2 separate regions of the Homo sapiens genome follow, and region 2 is linked to region 1. Evidence: read pairs that join two places in POLR2A ChIA-PET (ENCODE). Cell type or tissue: Panc1. All regions are shown on one strand.

Region 1 (2,500 bases):
AATGCTGACACATTTAATTATATAATATCAAATACTCATTCATTATATTGTCACCAATCTCATCAAAGAAGTCGTTAACTATTGAGAAACTGTCAAGCTCACTGTAGCAGATAAATTTTTTCAAAATTTTGATTTTTGCTTGAAAGCACAAATATTATCATTGGTCATAAATTGTCAGTTATTTCCTCTCATTTATTTTCCAGAAAACGTCCACCAAATACCCAAGTCTCAATAACTGCAGATTGTCTGCTACCCACTTTTTCAAGCAAAAATGGCATTTCACAATAAAAGCAGCTAGTTCGCTTTGCAACTCAAACTACACAATTGCTGTTTCTCAAAACAGGCACTGTACCTCTTTGTGCAGCAAAAGCAATTCATGTACTTCCCATTTCCTCATGAAAAGACAAAAGGCCAATTTTTTTTTTTAATTTTTACTGCTTCATCAGGGTCTGTTTAAGTGAAAGCAGCCCTTTTTGTTTTTTTAAAACTGCAAGTGGAGAGGTAGCGAATAATATAATGACTATCAGTGACACTTGGAGTCCCTGCCTCAATTTACGTTAAAGTGCCCAGCAGTTTTCCCTATTACTGCTTTTGGACCATCAGTACAAGTGTCAACACAGTGAAAACAGAAATGGCATCTTAGTATCATTATAAAAATAGTCTCCCTCTGCCTCCTGGGTTTGAGCGATTCTCCTGCCTCAGCCTCCCACGTAGCTGGGATTACAGGCACGTGCCACCATGACCAGCTAATTTTTTTTTTGTTATATTTAGTAGCAACGGGGTTTTGTCATGTTGGTCAGGCTGGTCTCGAACTCCAGACCTCAGGTGATCCAACCACCTCGGCCTCCCAAAGTGTTGGGATTACAGGAGTGAGCCACCATGCCCAGCCAAAATCTGACTTTTGACAGCTGAAATATTACCTAGGATGCAGTGGACACTGAATAATTACTGAATAAGTGAAAACAAATACAAAAACAAAAAGCAGCAAGAACTCCAAAAGAGGGGACAAATGATATGGAAGTTCTGAGAAAGCAGTCACATTAGAGATGATCAAGGAAGGTTCAAAATAAGAGGGTGCTTTGAATATTCCCTCAAAGTTTCTTTTCAGCAATTTATTCTATATTATAAAGATCCTCACCATTCTTATCCATCATTCAAAGGAAATTCTGCTTTCCTGAAACAACAAATATTGGTTCAAATTCTGAATTGTGTTCAGAAGAATTATCATCATTAAGTACCATTTAACTAAAGTGCTCTAGAAAATAATCTACATGCTGTTCCAGGAGAACTTCCCTATCTCATATTCTGACATTTGTTGTGTGTTTTCTTGAAAAAAAAAAAAAAAAAAAAAAAAAAAGACATGAATATTAAGAAAAAGGAAGAAACTCAGTGCCCAATGCAGCAGTGTTGAGCGGCAGAACCTTTAAGAGATGATCAGTGGATTAATGCTGTTATCGCAGGGACAGGTTAGTTATCAGGAATGCGTTCCAGACAAAAGGATGATTTTGGCCCCCTTCCTCTCTCGTCCACACATTCTCTTGCCTTCTCACCTTCCACCATGGGATGACAGGCCAAGAAAGTCCTTGCTAGATGCTAGTACCTTAATATTGGACTTCCATCCTCTGGAACTGTGAGAAATAAATTTTTCTTTGTAAATTACCTATATGTGGTGTTCTGTTATAGAACACAAACACAACACAAAATAGACTAAGATAGAGAGCATTTGGGGTGGCCTTTGACAGATGAGTAGAATCTGAACATGAGAACGTTTTTCTTTTTTTGAGACGAAGTTTCGCTCTTGTTGCCCAGGCTGGAGTGCAATGGTGCAATCTCGGCTCACTGCAACCTCTGCCTCCCAGGTTCAAGTGGTTCTCCTGCCTCAGCCTCCCAAGTAGCTGGGATTACAGGCATACGCCACCACGCCCGGCTAATTTTTTGTATTTAGTAGAGATGGGGTTTCACCATGTTGGTCAGGCTGGTCTGGAACTCCTAACCTCAGGTGATCCACCCGCCTCAGCCTCCCAAAGTGCTGGGATTACAGGTGTGAGCCACTGCGCCTGGCTGAACATGAGAACTTTTATATACCACAAAATATTCAAGAAGCACAACAAATGTTTATTAACACAAAGGCAATGACAGGCTGTCATTTTGAAAATTAAGAATTATGGGCCAGGCGCGATGGCTCATGCCTGTAATCCCAGCACTTTGGGAGGCCGAGGCAGGTGGATCACGAGGTCAGGAGTTCAAGACCAGCCTGGCCAATATGGTGAAATCCTGTCTCTACTAAAGATACAAAAAACTAGCCAGGCGTGATGGCGTGTGCCTGTAATCCCAGCTACTCAGGAGGCTAAGACAGGACAATTGCTTGAACCCGGGAGGTGGAGGCTGCAGTGAGCCGAGATCGCGCCACTGAACTCCAGACTGGGCAACAGAGTGAGACTCCGTCTCAAAATATACACACACACACACACACACACACACACACACACACACAAATATA
Region 2 (2,500 bases), 200 kb before region 1:
AACACCTCGCTCCCAAAAGCATCTGAAGCATTTCACACACGTACAAGCATCGGGCAGAATTAAGAGTAAATAAAGGCTCCTGGACGCATGCGTTCCCATCAGGGAGGCCTTCGTTTCCGGGGTCGACGCGTGGGCGCTTCCTCCGTCCAAGCGCAGCGGGTATTTGCAAAAGAACCGCAATAAGCTCCCCCAGGCAGGGTCCTCAGAAGGGCGCAGACCTCCGGCTGGAGGCGGTCCTGAGTGTTAGGGCTGGGCCGACTCGAGGGCGGGTCCTCTCCGCCCTGCCCCCGCGGTCCCCTGTCGGCCCAGCGTCCCCGCCGCGCGCTCGGAGGAGCTCTTTGCTCACGGAGGACGTGCCTCTCCCGACGCCTCGCGGGCTTCCCCTCCCAGGAACGGCGGAGTTCTGCATGGACGCGGCGGGAGAAAGGAGCGGGTTAGGGTCTGGGCTTTTTGTGGCTCGAAGGACACACGGAGGGAAGCGTCCGCGCGTGGGAACAAGGACTTCTCCCAACTCCTTCCAAGTGGGTCGTCCACGGACGCACGGGCTTTCCGAATTCGCCCGGCGTTATGCTGACCACTTGCGAGCGCCGCGCACACCTGCGGATAAGGAAACCAGTATCTGTCTGAACACAGTCCTCCAGGAGAAAACCGTCCGGTTTGGAGCCTCCGCCCACCCCCAGAGGAAAACCTACAGATTTGTGCCACGGTTCCTAATACCTAAGTGAGAGGCAGACACCCGGCAACCCCGGCAAAGGCGCGTCTTAGGCTCACCGGACGCTCCCTGAACCCGTCCCTCTGGCTGCCGAGCCCCCAGCGCCTTCCCGTTTCGGAAAGAAGCGGGCGCAGACCCCTCGGGGTGCCCCGGGGGACGGCAGGTCCCGCTGGTTGCTATAGGAAGAGGCGGGGCGCTGGAACCCCAGCGCTGGGAGCTGCGCGCACCGGGATCCGCTGGCCGCCTTCCGCGTGAGGGTGGCCGCACCTTCCCGGGCGCACAGAGCCCAGCAGGCGCACAGAGCCCAGCAGGCAAACAGAGCCCGCCAGGCGCACAGAGCCCTCTGCATCATTGCTCACCTGCATCACGGCTTTTAGGCCCAGATGCCAACAAAGTTAGAATCCAAGTGAGCATCTGGGCCCCCAGTGATTACAAAGCTGAGCAGTTAAGTACAAAGTCATGCCTGTCTTTTGTGCTCTGTCACCCAGGCTGGAGTGCAGTGACGTGATCTCGGCTCATGGCAACCTCCGCCTCCCGGGTTCAAGTGATTCTCCTGCCTCAGCCTCCTGAGTAGCTGGGATTACAGGCATGCACCACCACACTCGGCTAATTTTTGTATTTTTAGTAGAGACGGGGTTTCATCATGTTGGCCAGGCTGGTCTCGAACTCCTGACCTCAGGCGATCTGCCCGCCTCCGCCTCCCAAGTAGCTGGGACTACAGGTGTGCACCATCATACCCAGCTAGTTTTTAAGTTTTTTGTAGAGGCAAGGTCTTGTTGTGTTGCCCAGGCTGGTCTCAAACTCTTAGGCTCAAGTAATCCTCCTCCCTTGGCCTCCTGAAGCACTGGGATTACAAGCACGAGCCACCACATTTGGATGAGATGCCTTTTCTAATAACCATGTATGAAACTGCACCCAGACCACCAGCCTCCATGTCCATGACAGAAAATCCTGACACAGGCTGGGCACTGTGGCTCACGCCTGTAATCCCAGTACTTTGGGAGGCCAAGGTGGGCAGATCACCTGAGGTCAGGAGTTTGAGACCAGCCTGGCCAACATGGTGAAACCCCGTCTCTACAAAAATACAAAAATTAGCCAGGTGTGGTGGTGCATGCCTGTAATCCCAGCTACTTGGAAGGCTGAGGTAGGAGAATCGCTTGAACCCGGGAGGCAGAGGTTGCAATGAGCTGAGATCACGCCACTGCAGTCCAGCCTGGGCAACAGAGTAAGACGCCGTCTCGAAGAAAAAAAAAAAAAAGAAAATACTGACACAGCTTCTTCACAGCTTGATGCTTGATTAAAAAAAAAAAAAAAAAAAAAAAAAAAAAAAAGCCACAGAAAGGGAAAAGATTTATTCACAAAAATATATGTGTTACAGGACTCAGCCAAATTATATCAGGAACACCTGGAATCTCAATTAGAAATAGAAAAAAAAAAACCCTAATAGTAAAATGGGCCAAAGACTTAAACAAGCACCTCAAAAACAGGATATCCAAAATGAGCGGCAAATCTACAAAACTGGATTAGTCATCAATGAAATGTATACCAAATCCACACGCCCACCAGAGCAGGTAAAATGCAAAACACAATACTGGGTGTTGACGAGGATGCCAACTCTCATGCACAGCTGGCAGGGATATTAGATTCCTTGACTTGAAAACCTGGTATACAGTGTACACCCAACAGAAATGTGTACATACATGCACCAAAACACATACACAGAAATGTCCACAGTCTCAGTAATCATCATAGCTAAACCATGGCAACAACCCAAAAGGACACCATGTG

Evidence for each region. Peaks named below come from ENCODE experiments on the same cell type or tissue, not always from the same donor. Only the 100,000 strongest peaks of a DNase experiment are listed, where the experiment ranks them.
Region 2: POLR2A ChIA-PET joins it to region 1 with 11 read pairs; 2 of 35 experiments call an interaction of 5 or more read pairs at or near these places.

What each region holds. Positions count from the first base shown.
Region 1 is chr21:46,463,675-46,466,174 of GRCh38, reverse strand. All of the region lies in intron 1 of DIP2A (disco interacting protein 2 homolog A), which reads right to left. The region is part of intron 3 of DIP2A-IT1 (DIP2A intronic transcript 1); the gene reads right to left. Among named protein-coding and RNA genes, the nearest start is that of DIP2A-IT1, 2.5 kb to the right of the region's middle. In Panc1, no CTCF peak of the experiment used is centred here; no DNase peak of the experiment used is centred here.
Region 2 is chr21:46,665,779-46,668,278 of GRCh38, reverse strand. LOC124905058 (a long non-coding RNA gene) reads right to left here and starts at 890. Exons shown (of 2, transcript XR_007067938.1): 1 at 718-890; 2 at 1-597. RefSeq lists enhancers at 74-193, 1-644. In Panc1, no CTCF peak of the experiment used is centred here; no DNase peak of the experiment used is centred here; H3K4me3 peaks cover 1,166 bases.